Regions from separate parts of the Homo sapiens genome. Here region 2 is linked to region 1. Evidence: chromatin contacts called from ENCODE Hi-C data. All regions are on one chromosome and are shown on one strand. Each heading gives the region's core, a stretch centred on a gene start or an enhancer-like site at or near the end of the contact. The rest is flanking DNA. Distances are from core to core; before and after follow the strand shown.

Region 1 (6,143 bases), core at 3,211-5,710:
GCCCTGTGGGGGCTGGGAGAGGAGCTCAGTGTGGAGTAGGGAGTTGCCTTGTAATGAAAAGGCCTGAGAGCTGGAGGCTGGGGGACCTGGAAGGAAGACACCGATGCCATTGGATGCTTTTCCCTGGCTTCCCATGTGTTGCTTATGTTAGCTAATGCTTAAAGCTCACGAGTTCACATGGAGAGAGGTCTGTTCACTCAGCCTGAACCAGCCAAGGTGGGCCCAAGATACAGGCTAGCCAGGTGTTTGGCCCTATAGAAAACAAACCCCTGCAGGCCTGCCTGATGAAAAGCTGACCAGCTGCCTCCGCCTGGCATGGGCACAGCAGGGAGAGGTCAATGCCCTCCAAGGGAGTGCCTGACATGTCCCAGAATTCCCTCCCCTGGTGTCCCCTGGTGTCTCCCACGCCTTCGGCTGCCTTGCCCCAGCCCCTCCTACCCACTCGGGCTAGAGTGGCAGGGTGGGTGCTCCTCGGCTTTACCACCTCTTGCTCAGCAGCCCCACCCTGGAGGTATCCTCCCTTCCTGTGCTCTGCTTCTTCTCAGGGCCCTCTGCTCTCGGAGGCAGCAGGAAGTTAGAGACAAAGGGCCGGAGGGAGCATCTGGGTAGAGGCCCAGCTCTTTGCCGCTTTACCGCGCATCCTCGTGCAAGCCCCTTGGCCTCCATAGGCCTGCTTCTCCTTATGGAAAAGGAGACAGCTGAGCTGGGGGGTCTCTAGGGCTCTCCCAGCTCTCATATTCTGGGCTTTACCCTCTCTCTCCTCCCTGGGGACCAGGGCCTGGCTCAGCCAGGTGCAGGATTAACAGACGTGTGCTGAGGACAGCAGCAACGGAAGCTGAGTTCTCTTCCAGGGCCCTTTGGGATAGAATGACTTCCTCCAGAGGGACTGGCCTGGAAGCCCAGGCCCCAGAGGTCCTCCCACCAAGGCCTCCCACGTGACCCAGTGCAGGGTTAGGCTGCCCTTCTCAACATTCTCTCCCCTTCTCAGCCCGACCAAGGAGCTGAACCGCAAGCTGTCCTCAGATGAGATGTACCTGCTGGACTCTGGGGGGCAGTACTGGTATGTACCCCGACCTCACCCTAGCCTGGATGTCTCTGCTCAGACCTCCTGAGCCTGCCAAGAGTCAGCCAAAGCTTTCCCTTCCTGGGCCACGGATTCTTCGTCTGAAAAAGGAGAGATCTGGAATGAGCCCCGAACATCCTACCCATTTTCACACATGGGGGTCCCTGCACAGTGGGAAATACACAGAGGCTGGAATAGTGGCAGGACCCAGGCAGCACCTCTGTGGGAATTAGGAAAAGACTCCCTTTGCTTAAGTTGCTGTTTTTTGTGGGTTGTTTGTTTGTTTGTTTCTTGACAGAGTCTCACTCTGTCGCCCAGGTTTGGAGTGCAGTGGCGCGATCTTGGCTCACTGCAACCTCTGCATCCCGGGTTCAAGTGATTCTCCTGCCTCAGCCTCCCAAGTAGCTTGGATTACAGGTGTCCACCACCATGCCCAGCTATATATATATATATATATATATATATACACACACACACACATATATATATACACACACATATATATACACACACATACACACACACACACACACATATATATATATGTATGTATTAGTAGAGATGGAGTTTCACCATGTTGGCCAGGCTGTTCTCAAACTCCTGACCTCAGGTGATCCACCTGCCCCAGCCTCCCAAAGTGCTGGGATTACAGACATGAGCCACCATGCCCAGCCTCAAGTAAAATGTTTTCTAAGTCCACGTATTATTACACAGTCTGAGCAACTATACTCAATGTCCCTGCCTGGCCACACAAACACATATACCCTACTCTCATCCACTAGTGCACACCCTGGACACCCCCGCACCACCAACGTCATGCAGACTCCTCAGCCCCCTCTTCCCCATGGCACTGTTCAGGGTGGAGGTGGGGGCAGATGAGAGAAGCAACCCTTTTGATGGGCTACCTTTGTACAGTGTACAACCTGAATGCTCAGACATGACAGCCGTGCAGAATAGACTAACCTGGCCAGGCGTGGTGGCTCACACCTGTAATCCCAGCACTTTGGGAGGCCGAGGCGGGCAGATCACCTGAGGTCAGGAGCTTGAGACCAGCCTGGGCAACATGGTGAAACCCCATCTCTACTAAAAATACAAAAATTTTCCGGGTGTGGTGGAGCATGCTTCCCAAGGGAAACTGAGGCAGGAGAATCGCTTGAACCCGGGAGGCGGAGGTTGCAGTGAGCCGAGATCGTGACACTGCACTCCAGTCTGAGCAATAAGAGCAAGACTATAAAAGGAAGAAAGAAAGAAAGAAAGAAAGAAAGAAAGAAAGAAAGAAAGAAAGAAAGAAAGAAAGAAAGAGGGAGAGAGAGAAAGAGAGAGAGAGAGAGAGAGAGAAAGAAAGAAAGAAAGAAAGAAAGAAAGAAAGAAAGAAAGAAAGAAAGAAAGAAAGAAAGAAAGAAAAAGAATAGGCTAACCCCATTCCTTCCAAACGTGTGACTGATCATTCACACCAGAGTTGAGCTGAGCTGAGCTGACCTGAAAGATTTTCCCTTCTCATTGAGGAAGGAAGTGTGGGAAGCGTGGGGTGGGACAAAAGAAGGGCCGTACTGAACTGATGGAGGAGCAAGGAGTCCTGTGGAAATGGCGAATGTGCTAACGACAGAGGCTCTTTGCTTGTTCTTAGCACAGCTCTAGGGGATCCAGAGTAGCAGGCGCTCAGCTTAGCAGCCTTTGCTGGTCAGGAGTTCGATGCTGTGTGTACTTGAGATGGCCAATGAGCAAAGGGGAAGTGAATTTGTGGGGGCGTTGCTGGAATGGGGTGTGCTCAGAGTAGGGTGAGGCCGGGGAAATAGTCACCTCACTTCCTCTTCTTTCCTTCTGAAGAAGAAGGTCACCACACCCCATGACCCAAGGAGAAGCCCCAGGGCCCTGGGACCATTTCTCCCCTCTCCCTCACCAAGGCATGATCACAGGGGCCATCTGTGGCAACTGCTGCAGCTGGGAGTTGGGAGTCAGACCTTGGGACTGAGGCTTCACCTAACTGGAACTCAGCAAGTCACTGGGTCAGATCCGTGTTTGCCATGGAGAGGACTGTGTGGAGAGGCAGTGCTTGCTCTAGGCCTGGCTTCACTGAGGTTCAGAGAGGGAAACAGCCGCATGGCCTCAATGGCCTCATCTGTGAACTGGGGATAATGAGGCCTCTTCTACCATTCTTCCCAGGGAGCAGCAAAAGTGTCCTATAAATGGTCGACAACTATCTGAATATGAGAGTGTTATGATAATATAATCTCTCTGGACCTCAGTTTCCCCAGCTGTAAAAAGGGGACATTCCCCTTTCTGCCTCCCAGGAAGCCTGGAAGAAGCCTTGCTTTCATAACCAGCTGGACCCAAGGAAACCCAGACCTACAGAACAGCCAAAATGAGTGGGATGGGGGAGGAGTGTGTAGGGTGGGGAGTCACACTTGTCAGACAACTTAGTAACTTTTAACTTGATAGGTTTGCAGAGGCCTTTCACACATAGGTGCTGAAGAGGGGATTTTGATTATGGTAGCTGTCTTCTTCCTTTCGCCGTCCACCCATCCCATCCCAGCCCTGCCACTTGTGGAAAGCACACAGAAAGCACATGGCCCCAGTCCCTAGCCCCAGGCATTTGGCATGTTGGTTTTCCTTCTCCATAGGGACGGGACCACAGACATCACCAGAACAGTCCACTGGGGCACCCCCTCTGCCTTCCAGAAGGTAAGCATGGGCCCAGATTTCCCCTCACCACCTTCCCCCAAGGGGGCACCCAAGCAGTCAAGATCCCTTCCATTTCAGAGGCTAAAACTGAAGCTCAGAGAGGTTAAGTAGTTTGCCCAAGGTGACACCACTGGTGCCGGAAAACCCAGTGCTCCCTGCTGCTTCCCCGGGGATATTTCAGGCCACTGACAAGGCCTCAGCCCAAGCTGAGCCTCATCCTATTCTGGTAAATCAGTGCACAAATATTTTTTTGTTGTTGCCTGTGTGCCTGGCCCTGTACTCAGCAGAAAGGAGAAAGAAAGGCATCCCAAGTGGAGGAAAACGGCACAAGTGAAGCCTCCGCGGTGGAAAGGAGCCAGAGGTGTTCAGGAAACATCGAGGGCTGGCCAGCTGGGGCAGAGGCGAGGGCATTGTCTCTGTGCACCAGAGGGCCCTGGGGGTGGAGCAGCGAGCTGCCGTCATGCTGCATGCAGCAGGCCGACTATGGGGCAGACATTGTGCTGGAAACACAGAGAGGGGAACAAAATGCTGTCCAGGTCTCCAGGAGCTCACAGTTTAGCGGCGGAGTCTGCTGCCTCTGGCTGTCCTGCCCAAAGTGACAAGCCTGTGAACCTGTGTGGTGATGGAGATTGACCACATCGCCTCTGGAAGTGACCAGAAGAGGCCACTGTCAGGCCACCTCCCTCCGCTGACAGAGGAAGGCTAAGCTGCCAAGTCAGCAAACCTCAACCCTCATGAAAGGCCTTAAGAAAACTCAGCAGCCGTCACAACCACAGGAATGAGTGTGCTAAACTTCCGTGAAGCATGCACGCTGTTGGCAGCACCTTCTGTACATTAGTCTGCCTGCCTCTCCCAACAACCTTAGGAGCTAGGTCCTGTTATCTTCCCATCGCAGATAAGGAAACTGAGGCACACAGCAGTTAAAGTCGCCTGCCCAAGGTCTCAGAGTGAGTGGCTAAGTCAGGATTCAGCCCAGGGAGTCACAGCCTCGGTTCACCGCCACCAAGTGTCTCCTGCAGATATTGTAATGATCCTCATAGACCAGCCAGAGGGAAGCACGTGATGGAGCCCCAGCTTTGGGAAGGCCCTCCTCAGCCTCTGCTGGCCATCTTCCAGAACCCGGGCAGCCACACATAACGATGAGACTCCCCCCACCCTGCCTACACACACCCAGGCCTGGGCCCTGCACCGTGTATCCATAGGCCAAGCAGCTGGATACTCCTCTGGCTCCTCCTCCCGTCCTCCATATCACCTCTTCCTCTCCCCATCAGGAGGCATACACCCGTGTGCTGATAGGAAATATTGACCTGTCCAGGCTCATCTTTCCCGCTGCTACATCAGGTGGGTTTCAGAAACCAGTCTGGACACAGCCTCAGGCCCTGATTTCACAGGACTCAGACCATCACCCTGGGAGGCTGGTGGGGCAAGGATTTTGTCATCATCCCATCCCTTATGTAGATGAGAAAATCCAGCCTAGAGAGAGAAAGTGACTTGCCCAAGGTCACACAGAAGGTTAGCGGGAGATCCAGGCCTTGAACCTGAGTTTCCTGCCTCTTAATCTAACACTGTTGCTCAGAGGTGGGAGAGATCAGTGGGCCACAGCAATTATGGGAGGATTCTTAGAGGAATTAGGTGTCAAAGTGCAAAGCCCTGACAGATGGGGAGAAATTACAGTAGAGGCATCAATTCAGGTAATGGATACAATGTATGGTAAGCTGGAGATAGTGATGGGCTGGTCTGGCGAGGGAACCACTAACTCCATCCATCAGCCCTCCTCCATCCCAACCCAACATCATTGCATCAGTGCATGCTTAGCGGCCTCTCAGGGGCCCCTCTTCTTAGGCACCACTCTGATAGTGAAGCAAGAAGGGGCAAGGTGGACAGTCTTCGGTAAAGCCATCTGACTGGGGTCAATCTCTCTTCCCTTCCAGGGCGAATGGTGGAGGCCTTTGCCCGCAGAGCCTTGTGGGATGCTGGTCTCAATTATGGTCATGGGACAGGCCACGGCATTGGCAACTTCCTGTGTGTGCATGAGTGTAGGTGTCTCCTCAGCACTCCCCAGGCCACCCCCCTTTTATTATACCCTCTATGAAGGTAGAGAATTTCACAGGTATGGAAATGACAAAGACCCACAAAGATGCCATGATCTACCCAAGGTTACCCAGCTCCACAGGGTAAGTGAGGAATGCCAGCAGCAGGCCAGTCCTGCTGGCTGCTTGGCATTCAAGAGGGCACCAGAAAGAGGGTCAAGCCCTAGTGACTAACTTATATAGACCCCAGAGAAATAAAAGCCAGAGCCAGCTGCATGTGGTGACTCACACCCATAGTCCCACTGCTTTGGGAGGCCAAGGTGGGAGGATCACTTGAGGCCAGGAGTTTGAGATCAGCCTGGGAAACA
Region 2 (6,143 bases), core at 2,027-4,526, 410 kb after region 1:
GAATTTCTTCTGCAAAGCCTTGTCTCAGCAGAAACAACGGGGGAAGACTCATCTTTTAGGCTTCAAAACGAAGTCACATTTGGCAGTGTCCAGGAAGCCAGGATCCTTGCCCACAAGGAGCTCAGTTTCCTTTTTAAAGAGGTGAGAAGGATTCCAAATAGAGAAAAACGTTCAAACATTTGAACCTAAAGTCAGGGAGTCGGTGATCAGTTTGATAACATGGGCAGCACTGTTTGGTGACCAAACAAAATATTATAGAACAGAAAATGTCTATTATCTAACCTATCTGCTCCTCTGTGTCTGAATGCAGACATAGAGTGATGACTATGAGTTACCTTCAATCATCTCTGGAAGGAGGCAGAGCATCCAAATAAATAAAGTAAATAAACAAATAGTAGCTATCATGGTTTTAAGGCAGAATGCAACATATAATGGAAATGAACCTGACAATGGTGACAGATGTCAACGAGATAGTTGCAAGGCAGGTTTAAAGTTTAAAGGTTTGGGAGGCTGAAGCAGGTGGATCACAAGGTCAGGAGTTTGAGACCAGCCTGGCCAGCATGGTGAAACCCCGTCTCTACTAAAAATACAAAAAATTAGCCCGGCGTGGTGGTGCATGCCTGTAGTCCCAGCTACTTGGGAGGCTGACGCAGGAGAATTGCTTGAACCCAGCAGGCAGAGGTTGCAGTGAGCCAAGATCGTGCCACTGCACTCTGGGAAACTGAGCGAGACTCCGCCTCAAAAAAAAAAAAAAAAAAAAGTTTAAAGGTAAGGTGGAGGGAGAAATGGTGTATAAACGAACCTTGCTCTTTCCCACCTGTGCAAAAACACACGGTAGATGCTACTACATGAAAAAGAAATCAGATTAAAAGCAGTTAGGAATCAAGCCACAAAACAGAGTTAATTCCTAAAATGAGAGTATCAGAACTTCTTTTTGAAAATTTAACACTACCCTCACCCATTTTTAAAGGCAGATGATGTCATACTTTGGTGCACGGCCAAAGGACAAAGAACAAGTGTATGCAAAGAGATGGATGGATATGTCAGGAAGTCCGAATATATTCTACAGTAGACTGCCTTCAAACAAAGACATGCAGTGGAAAAAACCATTTGAGTCTGTATTTTTCAGTAGTTCTAACAACACCAACCACTTTCCAATGTCTAATAAATCAACTTAACTTTGCAAATGCATATTTAATTGATGAGAACTTTTGGTCAGACTTTAGAATGCTGGTAAAAGTTGTGAGACTTAAGCAAAACAACTACTCAAAGTTTGAAAGGCCAGTGTGGATGAAAAAATTCAGGTTATCGCCGGGCGCGGTGGCTCACGCCTGTAATCCCAGCGCTTTGGGAGGCCGAGGTGGGCGGATCACGAGGTCAGGAGATCGAGACCATCCTGGTTAACATGGTGAAACCTTGTCTCTACTAAAAATACAAAAAAAAAAAAAAAAAAATTAGCCGGGCGTGGTGGCGGGTGCCTGTAGTCCCAGCTACTCTGGAGGCTGAGGCAGAAGAATGGCGTGAATCCGGGAGGCGGAGATTGCAGTGAGCCGAGATCGCGCCACTGCACTCCAGCCTGGGCGACAAAGCGAGACTCCGTCTCAAAAAAAAAAAAAAAAAAAATTCAGGTTATCTCAATTTCTGTGCAACAAGCACAGAGCACCATCATTTCAATACACAAAACCCTCAAAGATGACATCCATTGATAAGGCATTAGTTTAAAAGCTAAGCAGAGGTTTTAAGTTCCAAGAGCAGTATGTCCCAGGACATAACTCAAATACACCTATCAGGAAACATTTTCATTGTGCATAGCAACTGGAAAAACTGTTCAAATGCACATTTGCAAAGACCCTAACAACCCAAGGAAAATATTTTCCACTTTTTATTTTTAAAGCACCCAGGTGTTTCTGTATTGTAAAAGCCTCAAGGATAACTTCTGACATTGCAAATGCCCTAGGGGTGGACATTGAAGGATTACTGATTTTTTTTTCAAAGCAACTCCTACAGGTGGATCATTCATTGCCCCCATGAAGTAACGCAGTACGAAAAGAAGCAGGCTCAAGCCATGCTCAGATAAATTCACGGATATCTGATGTACAATGGGCTAATTACTGGGAAGAGACCCGAATTCATTCTTAACTTTTTGAGGTCAACTTTAGGAAGCAGTATGGAGTTGCAGCGAAGGGATTAAGGACCTGGAGGCTAGCAAACTATCCTTAGCTCTACCTATTAATTAACTATGTGACCTTTGGCAAGTAATTTCACCTCTCTGTGCCTCAGTTTATTATCTATAAAATGAGTGGGTTGACCTTTACCACAAAATCCCTTCCAGCTCTAAAATTTGATGAAACAACTTAATGGAGAACAAAATACAATGCGTTCTGCAAACTGTTTCTTTGAAGCCTTAAAGACCACCAAGAAGTACACGGCTCAGGCATCTCCAATTAAGTCTGGGCCAATTCTCTGGGTGTCTGGTACACAACCAACCGACTCCTTACTTGCCCTGCACCGTTTCTGTTTCACTGGGCATTCAAATCCATGGATCTCATCTGTGGTTTGGAAGGCTGAGCAGATAACACCCTCATTTACACAAGAAACTTAGGCGTAGGGCTTAAACGTCCTGTTTAAAGTCTCAATCGGTAAATGACAAAGTCTACTTGACCTCATTGCTCTAAAAAGGGGGGTGGGGGGTGGGGATGCCGGGGAGGCGCCGACAGCCAGTTGTTCTGGGATCCCTGAACAGCAAACGCTCCCGGGAAAAGGCCTCAAGCCGACTACTGGGTTCAAATCTCTTGAAGGTCAGGTCGGCATGGCTGAGCCAATTCCTCCGCTTGCAAGACTCAGGGTTCGGAGTCTGCCAATTTGGAATTCACGTGACTATGTGTTAAGTTTCTCGCGGGGACGCGGGGGTAGAGGGCTGCAAGGCACAGGGAGCCTAAGGCGCCAGGCCCTCGGACTTGGAGGTTGCCTGGAATGGGTCAGTCACCTGGGAGCCGGTTCCTCTGCCTCGGGCTTCGGACGCACACGGTCCGCACCAAGGGCACCAGCTTCTGCTTCAAAGCACCCGCCGCCAGGCCTCCACACCGGAACATTTCGGCGACCGCTATTCGGGACCTCCTCCTTCCCTTTCCTCTCACGCACGACCGACGGGTCAAACACCGTGAGCCCCGGCCAGCTCCCCCAGTCTCTTCACACGCACATTACGCAGACTCCTCCTCCCAGCTCCGGGTGGGCATTGGACAGAGAAGCCGGCCTGCTAGAGCCGGGGAAGGGGAACGGCGACCGGAGGCCTACTGCGCAGGCGTAGCACTCGCTGCCGCATTGCGATTGGTCCGCACGGCGAGAGGATTTGCGCATGCACTAGCTGGCCGCAAGCTCGCAAAGACGCTGGCTCTAGGTAGCCGGTTTTCGCGAGTTTGTGGCACAGTGTTGGACTGAACGAGTTAAGGAACCTGTTCAAGGAGGGACTCGTGGGGCCGCTTTGATTGGCGGTTGTGCCTGGTGCTGCCGCTGTGTTGGTGACGAGAACTGATAACAGCATCTCACAACAGCGTAGCCCCGGCATCGCACTTTGTTTTTTGGTTTTAGGACACCAGTTACTTGATACCGAAGCCTTCCTGATTCTTTTGCAGTGATCCAGATCCAGTTTTTCCATGAGTCCGAGGCGCGGAACCTGGCTTCCCAGATCCGGCGTGTACTTCCATCTTTTACCAGTTGCCGGCTCTTTCCCACCCAACCCGTTTCCTGGACAAGTAATTCTGCGCTCTTCTTCCCGCCTGTCACCTTTATTTATTAGTTCAGTTGTGTGTCCTAGATGCTGTATACCAGGTGCTACAGATACACACAGTCTCCTGCTGTGGTTTCTGTGCTTGGGAGCAGGATGTTAGCAAAAAGCGTTCGTGCTTCTCGGACTTTCTGGGAAGAGAAGTCTGCTAAGCAGAACTTTCAGTTATGGGAGTAGGGTGAGGGGCTGAGTGTAAATAAGTGTTTTGACTCTGCCAGATATAAGCTAAATTGGAAATAATGTTTTGGCTGCATGCAGAACATACAATGTGCCTGTTTCAAAGATTCAGCTTACATATTCATTTAACAAGTATTTATTGAGCACTTACCTCTTGGATTGTACTATAAAAGGGGCTCTGTTGGGTATGAAAAGTACGGATGGTCCCCGACTTACCCCTCACAATGGTTCGACTTACAATTTTTCGACTTTATGATGGGTTTAATGAGACCTAACCCCATGTCAGTCGAGGAGCATCTGGACTTAAGCATGGTTCAACTTACGGTTTTTTGACTTTATGATGGGTTTATCAGGGTATTAAATGCAGTTTCGACTTAACGATATTTTCAGTTTACAATGGGTTTATTTGGACATAGCATCTATATAGGAAGTGGCCACTGTCTAGTTGGGGAGATGACATATACCGGTCATTGAAATAATATCTGGTGTAGTGCCGGACAGAGCAAGAGAGAAGACTATGGGATGGAATCACTATGGTAGAACTTCGTGTAAGAAGTTATTTGAGTTGTGTCTTGAAGGATGAGTAGTAAAATTCAAACAGTAGAGGAAAAGGATTGATATTTCAGATGGTGAATACTTTCGGACCAAAGATAACATTTTTCATTGTTAAACATGTTGACCTTGGATCCAGACCAACCCACATTGAATCCTGGCTCTGCCACCTGGGCAAGTCACTTAATTGTGCCTCATTTTCCTCATCTACAAATCTCAGGAGGGTGTTCGGAAGACTAAATGAGCTAATATTTGTAAAGTGTCTTAGAGGAAGCACCATGCTGTTTGTTAAATGAAAAGGCTTGGAACTGTTTTAAAAAACCAAAACCCAGCACATTTTCGGGGGACAATGATAGAGAGTACATACTAAGAAGTATTGATGTGGTCAGGCTCCGTGGCTCATGCCTGTAATCCCAGCACTTTGGGAGGCCTAGGCGGGTGAATCACTTTAGGTCAGGAGTTTAAGACCAGTCTGGCCAACATGGTGAAACCCCGTCTCTACAAAAAATCCAAAAATTAGCCGGGCGCCATGGCATGCGCCTGTAATCCCAGCTACTAGGGAGACTGAGGCAGGAGACTCGCTTGAACCTGCCAGGTGGAGGCTGCAGTGAGCCAAGATTGTGCCACTGCACTCCAGCCTGGATGATGGAGCAAGACTCTGTCTCCAAAAAGAAAAAAATAAAGAAGTAGTGATAAAGACAGGCAAGTATGGTGGGGGGCCAGATTTGAACTGGCAAGAGTTGGGCCCTAACTTTGGAGGTAATGAAGTTACTTTTTTTTTTTTTTTGGTGGAATGGGGATAGAGAATGAAATTACAGGGCCGGGTGCAGTGGCTCATGCCTGTAATGCCAGTACTTTGGGAGGACGAGTGGGAAGATTGCTTGAGGCCAGGAGTTCCAGACCAGCCTGAGCACATAATGAGACATCATCTCTACCATTTTTTTTTTAAATTAGCCAGGCGTGGTGGTATGTGCCTGTGGTTCCAGCTACTCAGGAGGCTGAGATGGGAGGATCACTTGAGCCTAGGAGATCGAGACTGCAGTGAGCAGTGATTGCTCCCGTGCACTCCAGCCTGGATGACAGAGCGAGACCCTATTTCAAAAAAGAAAAAGAAAGAAATTACAAAGATACTCTTTTTTTTTTTTTTTTTTTCTTGAGACGGAGTCTCCCTTTGTCACCCAGGCTGGAGTGCAGTGGCAGTATCTCGGCTCACTGCAACTTCTGCCTCCCAGGTTCAAGCAATTCTCCTGCCTCAGCCTCCCGAGTAGCTGGGATTACAGGCAGATGCCACCGCGCCCTGCTAATTTTTCTATTTTTAGTAGAGACGGGGTTCCACAATGTTGTCCAGGCTGGTCTTGAACTCCTGATCTCAGGTGATCGCCCGCCTCGGCCTCCCAAAGTGCTTGGATTACAGGCATGAGCCACCTCGCCCGGCCTACAAAGACACCCTTCTGTGAAGTTTAACCCAGGAAGTAGTTTTGTTTTTTGGTTTTCTTTAAGAGACAGTCTCATTACGTTGCCCAGGCTGGTCTTGAACTCCTGGGCTCAAGCAATCCTGCTGCCTCAGCCTCTCAAAGTGTTGGGATTACACGTGTGAGCCACTGTGCCAGGCCTAGGAAGTAGTCATTAT

Evidence for each region. A loop is a pair of places that touch in the nucleus more often than their neighbours do. Pooled maps may share reads with other maps.
Region 2: a loop to region 1 is called in a pooled map, with 4 times the contacts of the local background. The contact joins the promoter of AIFM1 here to the enhancer-like site in region 1. A Hi-C loop is called at or near these places in 1 of 168 maps with a recorded cell type or tissue (CD8-positive, alpha-beta T cell), 1 of 37 single-sample maps with no recorded cell type and 2 of 50 pooled maps.

Annotation. Positions count from the first base shown.
Region 1 is chrX:129,755,496-129,761,638 of GRCh38, forward strand. It overlaps XPNPEP2 (X-prolyl aminopeptidase 2), which reads left to right. Exons shown (of 21, transcript NM_003399.6): 14 at 989-1,060; 15 at 3,685-3,745; 16 at 5,017-5,086; 17 at 5,677-5,781. Among named protein-coding and RNA genes, the nearest start is that of XPNPEP2, 20 kb to the left of the region's middle. RefSeq lists enhancers at 390-889, 4,483-4,532, 4,553-4,632. Within about 2 kb of position 4,461, at least 16 of the 41 ENCODE cell types and tissues checked have a DNase peak (open chromatin) inside an H3K27ac peak, as active enhancers do; they include CD8-positive, alpha-beta T cell, where a contact is called at or near this core.
Region 2 is chrX:130,162,565-130,168,707 of GRCh38, forward strand. It overlaps AIFM1 (apoptosis inducing factor mitochondria associated 1), which reads right to left and starts at 3,277. Exons shown (of 16, transcript NM_004208.4): 1 at 2,987-3,277. The coding sequence starts at 3,092. It also overlaps a transcript of RAB33A not described here. RefSeq lists an enhancer at 2,926-3,265.